Linked DNA regions of Mus musculus: region 1 is linked to region 2. The links are chromatin loops, found by intact Hi-C in ENCODE. Cell type or tissue: gastrocnemius. All regions are shown on one strand. Each heading gives the region's core, and the rest is flanking DNA. Links, peaks and the distances in the headings are about the cores only. Region 1 holds the start of Pitpnm3 (PITPNM family member 3). Region 2 holds the start of 4933427D14Rik (RIKEN cDNA 4933427D14 gene).

What was found. A loop is a pair of places that touch in the nucleus more often than their neighbours do. Peaks named below come from ENCODE experiments on the same cell type or tissue, not always from the same donor. Only the 100,000 strongest peaks of a DNase experiment are listed, where the experiment ranks them.
Region 1: a loop joins it to region 2, with 5 times the contacts of the local background. A loop is called at or near these places in 1 of 42 quality-filtered maps.

What each region holds. Positions count from the first base shown.
Region 1 is chr11:72,132,564-72,137,931 of GRCm38, reverse strand. It overlaps Pitpnm3 (PITPNM family member 3), which reads left to right and starts at 2,043. Exons shown (of 20, transcript NM_001024927.2): 1 at 2,043-2,278. The coding sequence starts at 2,257. In gastrocnemius, for the core only: no CTCF peak of the experiment used is centred there; DNase peaks (open chromatin) are centred at 2,263, 3,182 and 4,679; H3K4me3 peaks cover 2,506 bases; H3K27ac peaks cover 3,627 bases.
Region 2 is chr11:72,203,342-72,208,709 of GRCm38, reverse strand. 4933427D14Rik (RIKEN cDNA 4933427D14 gene) reads left to right here and starts at 1,228. Exons shown (of 19, transcript NM_001361564.1): 1 at 1,228-1,514. Txndc17 (thioredoxin domain containing 17) reads right to left here and starts at 1,156. Exons shown (of 4, transcript NM_026559.3): 1 at 942-1,156; 2 at 376-457. The coding sequence starts at 1,086. In gastrocnemius, for the core only: a CTCF peak has its summit at 2,077; DNase peaks (open chromatin) are centred at 3,618, 3,917, 4,465, 5,100 and 5 more places; H3K4me3 peaks cover 2,512 bases; H3K27ac peaks cover 2,196 bases.

The DNA.
Region 1 (5,368 bases), core at 65-5,064, 71 kb after region 2:
TAGTAAGCAGATATGTTTTCCTGGGTCTGTGTCCATGTGAATATGCACACAGATATTCATATACACATCTACTCATGTACATACATGCACACACACATACACACACACACACACACACACATACACACACATATATACACACACACATACACACACACACAGCTATGCCAGGAAACAGGACTGCTGTCAACCTGTGGTCACTGTTCCTGCTGAGAGCCACAACCTGGGGAGGTACTTAGGCCTAACTGTGTCCCTTCTGTGACAGGTTCATTATGTCTTCTGTAGTCAGTGGTGTCCACTGTCACTACTTATGGACCCACAGACCAGGTGGCCAAATGGAGACATTATACAAACTGCTAAGCTTCTGAAATTCCCAGAGCCTCAGGGAAGTGTAAGAAGGAGGAGACCCAGAGGGACAGAGCTCAGGCCTGAAATGGAATTCTGTAGGACAGTGAATTGTCTTAGCCTGTTTCCTCTGCATAAAGTGGGGTGACACAGTACACCCCAGAGGGTACATCCAGACTTAACAAAAGTTCACACAGAAAGCCACACAGACTGCAGTTCCAATATGGGGGAGCACTCCAGAGTTAGAGGTAGAAAGGTGGTATCCGTGCCCTCCCTGCTAGTAGCCAGTGGCCTGAGATGGTGAACAGCTTTGGATCCAGGACTTTGGGGCTTCTGAACTTCCATGTCTACAAGATGTGTTGCTGTCCCACTCTGGAGTCCTTGGGACTAAAGGGTTTTTTGAGAGGTGAGACAGTCATAGCTAAAACTAAGATGGAGAATCTTTGTCAAAGCATGCTAGCTAGCTGTCGTGAGTGAAGGCACGTTGTTCGGTCTGCACAGAGGACCCTAGGAAAGCCTGGTTTGGTAGATGAGGCATCAGAAAGCAGGGAGAGGTCCATGAGTAGGCGATACAGACTTCCTTTCGCTGAGGTGAAGAACTTTGTTGCTGCTAGCTCTGTGCAAAAGTTTCGGGAAGACTCTTGCCTGAGGCTGAGCCTTTGATAGACTAAAGAGGGAGTGTAAGGCTGATTAACCTGGATAGGCTGAAGGAGTCAAAGCCCAGAAATGGGTGTGTCCCGTAGAGGCCCCTTGTGTGCTTTGTTTCTATGGGGCAGTGGATGGGGCACTTAAGTCCTGGCTGGCCTAGGGGTGGAACTGTCTAGTGCCCAGTGTGGGTGCTTGGCTGCAGACTGTGGGAGAAAAACAGGCTTCAGGGAAGGCCCAACAGTCCTCTAAGGAGCCTAGCCCTCACCCTAACCGTCAGCAGGGAGGAAGTGGCCTCGCCTGGAACTGAGCTAGGGAGCCGACTGCTCTCTCCAGGACCCTACCTTCTAGGCCCCATCTAAAACGACTGACCATCTCCTGTGGATCCCCTGACTGCAGTGGGCAGAAACCACAATTTAAATGTCTCAGGAGGCCCGCTAATTAGAATGTCAGCACTTCTGTGAGAAAGTGTTAGGGGGACACACTGCTTTCTGCCAGGCTCCCCACAAACTCTGCTTAGCGTTTACTGGCAGGTGGGGTTTGCAGGTTTAACGGATCCTTTAGTGCTAAAGGACAAAAGCTTTCCTCTCTTGAGACTAGAGCAGATGCAGGCATCCAGCATCCCTGGAGTTGGGAGCTGATGGAGAAGTCCCCTCTCATCTCTGCGAGACTTCGTTCTAGGTTTCTCAGTCTCCTGGGTCCTGGTCTTCCTTGCTCTCCCTGTCCTCACAGACTCTAGCCAGCTCCGATTTCCTTGAATTTCTCTCTCTCCCAAGGGTGTTTCTGCCCTAGGAGCGCCTCTTTCTGGTGCCTTGTCTCAGGGTCACTGCGCCCCAGGCTCGCAGTCCATGTCTTCATCCCTGCCTGGCCCGCAGCGTCTCCGAGCTGTAATCCGGAGTCTGTCTACGTCTGTCTTTCAGCGAGGGTCGGGGTCTCAGTGGCCGCAATCAGTGGGCTGCGCCTCCCGCGCGCTGCGGTGGCCGCGCGGCTCCGGGCGGGGGTGCGGGCCCGCGGGGGCGGTGTCGGGCGCCTTCCGTCGTCAGTCCCTCCCCGGCGGCGCGGAGGGGGGGCGGCGCGGTCGCCGCTCGGCTCCTTTAAGGGAGCGGGAGGGAGCGGCGAGGCGGCGGCGGTTGCGGTGGAGGCGGCCGAGCGAGCGGGGCGGGGGCGCGGGGCGCGGCGCCCGGAGAGTCCGCTCCGGCCGAAGGCGCCGGGGCCCGGCCGGGAGCGAGCAGCGCCGGCAGCACAGCGGAGCCCGCCGCCCGGGACATGGCCAAGGCGGGCAGCGCAGGTGAGCGCGGCGCGGGGCGCTCGGCGGGTGGCGGGAGGGATCGCTCGGCCCAGGTGAGCCCCCCAACCAGGTGGGCGGAGGCACAGTGACCGCGGCGACCCGCCCGGACCCCGGGGCGTGCATAAGGGGCTCCGCGCGCCCTGCGTCCTTCCCGCGCCCCCAGTCACCTCGTGGGACACCGCATCCCGCTTGCCCCGCTGCACTGGGTCAGGTCCACGGCTCCTCAGTCCAGTCGGCAGTTCGGAGCTGTCGCTGCCCTCCGGGAGACCGGGGGAGTAGACCCCGGCACCGGAACCCAAAGGGGATGTCCCGCGGTCGCTGATCCATCCCACGCCCCAACAAACCAGGACGCGCCCCCTTGTCCTGTCACTCTCTATCTTGGATGCGACAGTCCCCCGCCCCTGCCACCAGCTGGGTTAAGAGACCCAGATTACTGGTCCCGTCGCTGGAGGGGTACACTATGGCTGGGGAGCCTCCCCGCCTCCCACCTGACCCAGAGGCAGAGCCTCAGGTGCCGGGCTAGGCAGGCGGGGCCTCTGTTGGGGTCCCATGGGCTCGGCTCTCCTGCAAGCTCAGAGCTGTAGCCCAAGGATCCCAGGGAGTAGGTGTTAGTCGTCCCTTCATTCATCCAGTCAGGCGTTCATTCACCAGCATCTGCTCTGATGTCAGGCCCTGTGAGTTGGTTAGGACCTGGAGGGGACCAGGTTTAGCCCCGGACTCCCCACTCTGTGCCCTGGACCCCTACAGTGCCCTAAAAGGCCAAGTTGAGGAAAGCCAGTGTTCATAGGGCTGGCCACAAATGGATGAGGCTGGTCTCAACAGTCCTGAGCTTGGGAGCTCTGGCGTGTGAGAATCTGCCATGAACTCACTCCCAGCCTGTGACGTTGGCAGGTGCCATGCCATCCCCGTGGGGCCTGGTGTGAACCCCACTTCTCCACCCATAGGCATGGCAAAGATGGAATGAACATGACCACCTGCCCGCACTCTAGATGTGAGTGCCATTGAACTGCCTGCGACCCTGGGACAGGTCCCAATCCTTGGCATGGACTGGCCTTGTGACTCAGGTGTGGCAGAGGAATCCTGTGAGGGAGAGGCTGTTTGTGTGAGACAGCATAAGCAAATGCATCTAAACACCCCCTTTCCCACTTCCCTCCCCTCCCCTCCCGAGGGAGGCACAGTGAGATGACACCAGGAGGCTGGAAAAGGCTCTCTGCTCCCTTCTTTCTCCTGCCTTGGTCCCTCCCCACCCCTGCTCTTCATAAAGGAAGAGCATGCGTCTCTGCTACCCATTCTACATGTGCTCATGTGTGAGCACAGGTCTGGACGTCCGGATCCAGGTCTCTTGCCAGGGCACCACAGTAGCAAGAGTAGTTAGAGAAATCTCTTCTTGACCTGTGTACCAGGTAACATACTTAAGCCCTTTACTGCCCCATGATTCTGAGAAGTAGGAAGGTACTCCCCTTTTAAAGCCCTTGGAAGCAAATAGCTCCCTGAAGATGGCTGGGAGGGTCTAGGTGAGCCTGGATGCAAGACCAAGGTTTTTTTTGGTTTTGTTTTGTTTTGCTTTTGTTTTTTTGGATGCTAAGGAATCTTTCTACTCCCCTCCTCATTCTGGGAGAAGGGCAGCCCCAGGTCCTATGAATTGGATTGTGGGTCTTTTGGTCCCTAGCTGAGATCCATGGGGAGAGTGCCCTGCAGAAGGTGAAGAAATGGCCAGGCCTCCCAAGACTGCTGCCTGGGGCTGCTCTACAACTTTTCCATTTCACAGTCTCAGTCCTTTCCCTCAGAGCAAGCCAGACTTCCCTCCTCTGTGACCACCTGCCTGGTGCCTCTCTGTCTCTTACTCAGCTGCCACCCCAAGGAGCTCTGCAGATGACCTCTGGCAAGATCTGACCACGCTTCTCAACTCTCCTGGGCAACGTGGCAGCCTGCAAATATCCCTTCTTTTCTTTAGCTACCTTAAACCCAGTGACTTAAGGATGCAGAGTATGGAGGAATGCCTGGCCTCTCTCATCAAGCACATTTACCTTGAATTATATAGCTTATATATAATTCAAGGCCAAGTTCTTCTATTCATAGCTGAGGAAACTGAGGCCCAAGAGAGAAAGATGGCAATTCAGTACCATACACAGACTAAAAGGCAGAAGGATCAGCCCTCCACCCTGAGAGGTGAGAGGAGACTAAAGGGAGGTTGTAGGAAATCTTGCCTGCGAGTGAGGGGGTCTGCTTCCTGATTTGTGTGGGATTTCCTCTGAAAACCGGCCAGTGGTCCGGCTACTTAAGGAGGAGATGGGCTTTGGGTCCTGGCGCTGTTGTAACCGATGCCAGGCTGTATACTCTACAGTTCCACCATCACGTCGTGGTGGTGAATGGTGGTGCTGGAGCGGCACGATGAACATCCTGAGCAGCCAGCCAAGGCTACAGCAGCTGTGCCAGGAAGGCAGTTCAAGGACTTTCATGTAGCTCGGAGAATCCAGGCACAAGAGAAAATGTAATCAGATCCCAGACAGGATGAGATTCATTTGCAGAGAGTGGATCCAACTTGATTATTACCAGCCTTCAAGCTTTGGGGCAATCTCAGCCACACAGAAATCAAAAGAGTTGACTGTCCCAATACTTGGAAAGGAAGAACGCTCCTTGGTCTTGTTCTGTGGACAAGAGAAGACAGGATGAAAACCAGAGGAGGGAGGAAGGAGAACAGAACTGGAACTCTATAAAGGAAATGATAATTCTCTGCATAGAGCCACCCATGGCCAGAGGAAGCAGCAGGTTGGAGCAGCGAAGGCTGGGTTCTCTAGCTGGATCTTCAAGGCTAGCAGAGTTTAGACAGAATGGTGGCAAGAGCCAGGCTGCCTGGTTCTGCAGAAGCTTAAGCAAAGGCTGGGGATATGGATAAAGGGGAGACAAGGGGCTGTGACAGAAAAATCCAGCTGGGCTGGGGTGCCAGGTTCCTAGAGGCTTGGTGCAGAGGTCAGAAGGAACTCCAGAGAGAGCACCGGGGCCAGAGGAGAGGTGGTAAGGTTTGTGTGTTTGGATAAATCCCTCTGGCACAATGTGAGGGCTCTGGAGGCTGGAGGGCTGCCAGCATGG
Region 2 (5,368 bases), core at 104-5,103:
TAATGAAAAATACTACTTGGTTCATTACAGTTTACTCAACAGTTGACTTATATATAATATACTTGTAACCACTGCTTTTGTTAACCTTTAAACATTTTGAGAACTGTAACTTATGTGTCACTTTCTGCAAAGTTTAAAGTGTGGCTAAGATAAAACAAATGTAAAGTCAATAGAGTTCTGAACTTATTCCAGACCCAATTCATTAATGATGATATGTGGTTGAACATAAACTGTAAATATGAATTCAGTAATTCTAATTGTTTAGCTTATCAGACAATACCTAAAACACAGAGCCTGACCAATTATCTGAGGTCCTTTTTACCCAGCTTTTTAATAATATAGTCCATGTCTGGAGATACGGTATACATGACTTACTAAGGTTTGTCTCCTACTTGGCAGTAGATGAACACACAGTCTTCGGTAACATGCTTCAGCCCCTCTCGAATGACTGGCTCAGCTTTTTAAAAGAGTTAAAAAGTAATTACACATCAACTGCGATAGCCCACGCCCTCCCGTCCCCAGTCTTAGACTTTAACCGGTTGTAAGATAGGATGTTAAAGTCGCGTGTCCTCTGGACTCGTGAATCACTTAAGTCCTAGTCCTGATTGTCTTTAAGACACAATCAGAAAACTCAGCATACATATATGATGACGGAAAGATCAACTCCTGAGTCTGGTCTTTTTTTTTTTTATGAGACACTAATCGTTTGGGGAACTGAGAATTTTAAAGAACCTGGTTCCAAGATCCGAATCCATGATAAAAATGAGGGTCATCCTTGGGTGGGGCAGTAAGGGCCTAACGAGAGACGGGGTACAGCTCAGGCGCTTCTGCGGGTCTGCAGGACCAAGATCCTCATCTCATCCCACTTTCTGACTTCAGCAGGGGCCTTCTTCCTAGCACTGCTGTGGCGCAGCAACCCCCAGTCCTGGTCCCAGCCTCACCTTCCACGCAGTCCGGACACCAGCTCTTCCCTTCGGTATCCTTAGAACCGCTGAAGTAGGCGAAAATGGTCTTGCCCTCATGCTCCTTCACTGCCTTGTCGAACTCCTCGAAGCCCAGCACGCTCACCTCCTCGAAGGTGGCCATGGGTACAACAGTGCGGAGAGGAGCACGGGAGGAGCCCTAGGGTCCTGCGCCCCCAAGGCGGGGCCCAAGTAAGGCGTGGACAAGGTTCCGGGTGGGCGGGGCCGCCGCAGCAGAGTGGTGCTACGGGAGCCTTGAATAGCCATAACTCCTTAGGGCCGTCCTTTTGGTCTGCTGGAGTTTCTTTTTGGCGCCAGTTTCCCTCAGACAACTAGACGCCTGACCTGGTCTGGTCCCCACCCTGGCTTCATGGACAGTGACGGCAAAGCCCGTCGCGGTACAACACCTTGATCCTCAAATGGCTCAGGAAGATCAACGGCTCCCAAACAGCCGCGCGCCTGTTGCCATGACGACTGGGCGAGAGGCCGGAAGCGAGGCCTAGCGTGGGGTCGCCTTACGATCTCTTGGTGGCCGCGCCGCGCCCAAACCAGGTGGGCTTGGGCCGGAGCTGGGGGAATTCTGGGAAACTGCATTAGACAGAGAGACAGTGAGAGACCTCGCCCCAGGCTTGCCTTGCAGCTCCGCCCCTCCTATTACCTTTCTATTTGTCAGACTTTAGGGGGGCCGGGGCCGGGGGCGGCGTCCGGGATCGGGCGGGGGTTTGGAGAGAGCTGGGAGGCAGAAAGGCAGCGAGGACTGGATCCGAGTGTTGTGAGTGCGTGTGCGGGGGAACAGATGCAAAGAGAGCGTGTCTGAGGTTGCATTGGGGAAAGGAATTGTCCAGGAGCTGCGACGCCGGCACGGGGGCCCTTGCCCGGGCTACGCAGGTGTACACTGGCAGCGAAGATGCCGGCTCATTGCATGAGGGCCCGCAGGTTGCGTCGGGGTGTTCGGCCTCTGTGGGCGAGGAGGTGGGGTGCAGGGTTATCCCGAGGCTATGGAGTAAGGCGCCGGGTGAGATCTTCAGTGCGGCGGATGCTCTGTGCAAACATAGGGTGGCTACAGAATGGTCAGCAGCCTTTAGAGAAGAGGACTGCGGAGCCCGCAGTCCCCGCTAGGGTGAACAGGGCCTTTGGGATACCTGGGACTGCAGGCTCGGTTGAGGCAGCAATGGACCCCAGGACAGTGTGGGTGAACGGGACTGTGGGCGAGCCCGAGGTGGTTGGGCCTGCTGGGTCTGTGTGGGTGACTGTATCTGGGGAGGAGGAGCTAGACAATAGGAGCTCTCCAAGCTGTGAGAGAAAAGGTCGTCCAGGAACACTTGGCCATGAGAGCATCCTGGAACTGTGGTTGAAGGTGCAGGCTATGAGGGTAGCGTCGGGATGCTGGGAAGGAAGCAGAGTGGAGCTCCATCCCGTTCCCGTGGGAGAGGGGCCGATCGAGAAGGGTATTCCTGGGCGAGCTTCCTGGGTAGAGACCAGCCGAGGTGGTGTCACCGGACCCTGGGTGAGAGGCAATACTAGGACATTCCCCCAGGCCTCAGGACTGCCCACAGCTAGGGGAATAGGGGCCGGTTGTGAGAGAGTCTCTATCCTTTGTAGGCAGGGACAAGCTGGGAAGACACCACCTCCTGTGGGTGGACCTGAGGTAGTAGAGAAGATAGACTGTGTTTCCTCTGGACCTTGGGAAAAAAGACAAACTGTGGTGGTGCCTGAGGCCATAGGATGGTCTCAGGTCTTGAAAAGGCCCAGAGCTGGAGAAGTGAGGGAATGTGAGGGTACCTCATGTCTCTGTGGGGGAGGGCAGTCAGGGCAGTTTTCTGGGGCTCTGGCAGAAGGAGCTGAATATGGGCATATGTTATGGGAAAGGGGGCTGATGGAAGGGGGCCCTGATGCCCTGCTGGTACTACCCAGGGCCATGGAAGATGGAACTACCTCCCACGGGGGCCCAGGGTTGTGGCAAAGGAGACAAGAGATGGAAGATATAGGTTCTAGGGGTATTCCTGGTCTAAGGACCATGGGACAGCTTGTAGGAGTGCCTTGTGCTAGAGAAGAGGAAGCTAGATGTGGAGGTGACCCGGGGTCATGGGGTGCAGCACAGGCTGTAGAATTGTGTGCTTCTGAGGAGCATGAGATAGGTTCTCGAGGTGCCCAGGGCCTGTGGGGTATAGAACAGGCAATGGGAGCACCCAGGGCTTTGGGGAAGGAGGCAGATGATGCAAGTATTCCAGGACTGTGGGGAAAAGGACAGTTGCCAGGTTTGCAGACAGTGGTGGTACCAGGAGGTAGGGAAGAAGAAACCAGCTATGACGTTTCAGGCCTGTGGGAGAGGCAGCAGTCGGCTCAGGAAGCTCCTCTGGCTGAGCCATTGCCGGGGCCGGTTATGGAGGAGACATACAATGGGAATCCTCTAAGCCTGTGGGAAAGGAGGCAGGTCATGAGGGAGCCGGAGGCTCAGGAGCCTGCAGCTTTAGGAATACATGGGGCTGTGGATCAGGATGTCAGATGTGGCGCTCTCTCCTGTCCGTGTGGAAGGAGGCGAGCTGTGGGATTGACGGAAGCAGTTGTGCCAAAGCACAGGTGGGCCACAGAAGGCGTACCCTCGGCTCTGGGTGTACCTGCTGCCTTGTGGGTGTGTCAGGAAAGCAGCTCTACAGACGGGGTGAACCTGCCGGGAAGAACTCAGGTTGCCTGCGCGAGACCTGTGGCTCCTGAGGAGTGCTCATCTGTGCTAGAGGATGCTGAACCTGGGGCTCTCCCATGTTCATGGGGAAGGAGACCGGCTATTGGGGTTCCCCTGGCTCCTGAAATACCTGGTTCTCTGAAGATAGAGGCTGGCTCCAGAAGTTTCTCAAACTTATCAGGAAGGAGACAGACTGTGGGTATACCTGTGACAGTAGGGGTATCACCAGCTGGTGTGGGCGTGGCTCTCAGGGGATCTGGTTGTGTGTGGGAGCACAGCTGTAGGAGAGCCTCAGACTCAGGAGGCAGGCCACCTACAAGGGTACCAGTGACTGTGGGGCTCCCCGAGTCCATGGGGGATGCGACACTCTCTGCGGGTGTACAGAGAAGACAGCCTGCTGTGATGCCTGTGGCTGCTAGAATTCCCACAGCCGTGGGAGAGACCACAGCTTCTGGGCTCTGTGGGCCTCATGGGGTAGTGGATAGAGGCTGTGGAGAAAGCTCGGGGATATGGCAAAGAAGACAAATGACCGAGGTACCCACTGCTGCCAGTGTCCCTGAACTTGAGAGGGAAGCAGGCTCTGAAGGTATCTCTGATCTGTGGAGGAGACACAGTGGAACAGTTCCCGAGGCAGGGAGGGAGGCTTTGCATCCGGGGAGGGTTCCCATGGTCAGACATGTCCCTGCACCAGTGTGGGTGGCTGGGCCCTCTGGGGAGGAGGCAGATGAAGGTGTCTCTGACCTGACAGTGGTTAGGAGACCGGCCACTGAGGGAGTAAGGTCATCAGGGGAGGAAACAGTGAGTAGAGGGAGCCTGGGACTTGTAGGGAGGGGCCAGGCTGTGGAAGTTTCTTACACCGGTGAGCTTGGTACCAGAATGTGGGTCAGTTCAAGATCTGCAGGGGAGGTAACAACCTATGAGAATCTTCCCAGAGTATCTGCAATGAGAACAACTGTGCCGGCAGTTTCAGGGGAGGAAATAGACATTGGCCATTTCAGAGATGATCTGCAGGGGAGTGGGAAGAGAGCTGTGGGAAGGATTCCTGAAGCTAGAGTGACAGTGGATGCTTTGGGAGAGATGGGGGAGGGTGGACTGAGGGGCACCTTCCAGTAGATACATAGAAAACAGTTGAAGATGTCCTGGGATTCTGGGAGGGAAGAGGCTGGGGAAAGGTTTGTCTTGGGCGTAGATGGAGGAACTGATGTATAGGGACCTCATGATTCCTGGAGAGATACTTTGTGGCAGACATCACAGGGTGTGTAGGGTAACAAATTGGGAGACTTTTGGAAAGATGGGGAATGCATTACAAGGAAAGGGCTATCCCAGGACTTTTTACAAGAGAGTGGTGTGGGTGGGTGTCCTTGGACTTGTGTGTGAATGTGTGTGTGATTGTTGACTTGAGGTGGACAGCCTCAACTCTGCAGCTCATTCTGTGGCTTCAGCTCCATCCCTGTGGTGCTGGCAGGCCATTGGCATTGCCTTCCTTGTGTGCCTCCATCTGCTTCTTGGATCATGTCTCTGTAGTCTTGGGAACGAGCAATCTTGTACAGCTGTCTTTATGTTCCTGCAAATGCATCTGCCTTTAAGAGGATCCAGTCTGTAAACTTTGGATTATTTTTTAAAAATTTAAGCTACTTTTTTTCCTCTTAACCTTGAACTTCCCAATTGATTTCTAGAATTCTTTGAGAACAAATTTTCCAGTGTATTTAAAACTTATAATTTC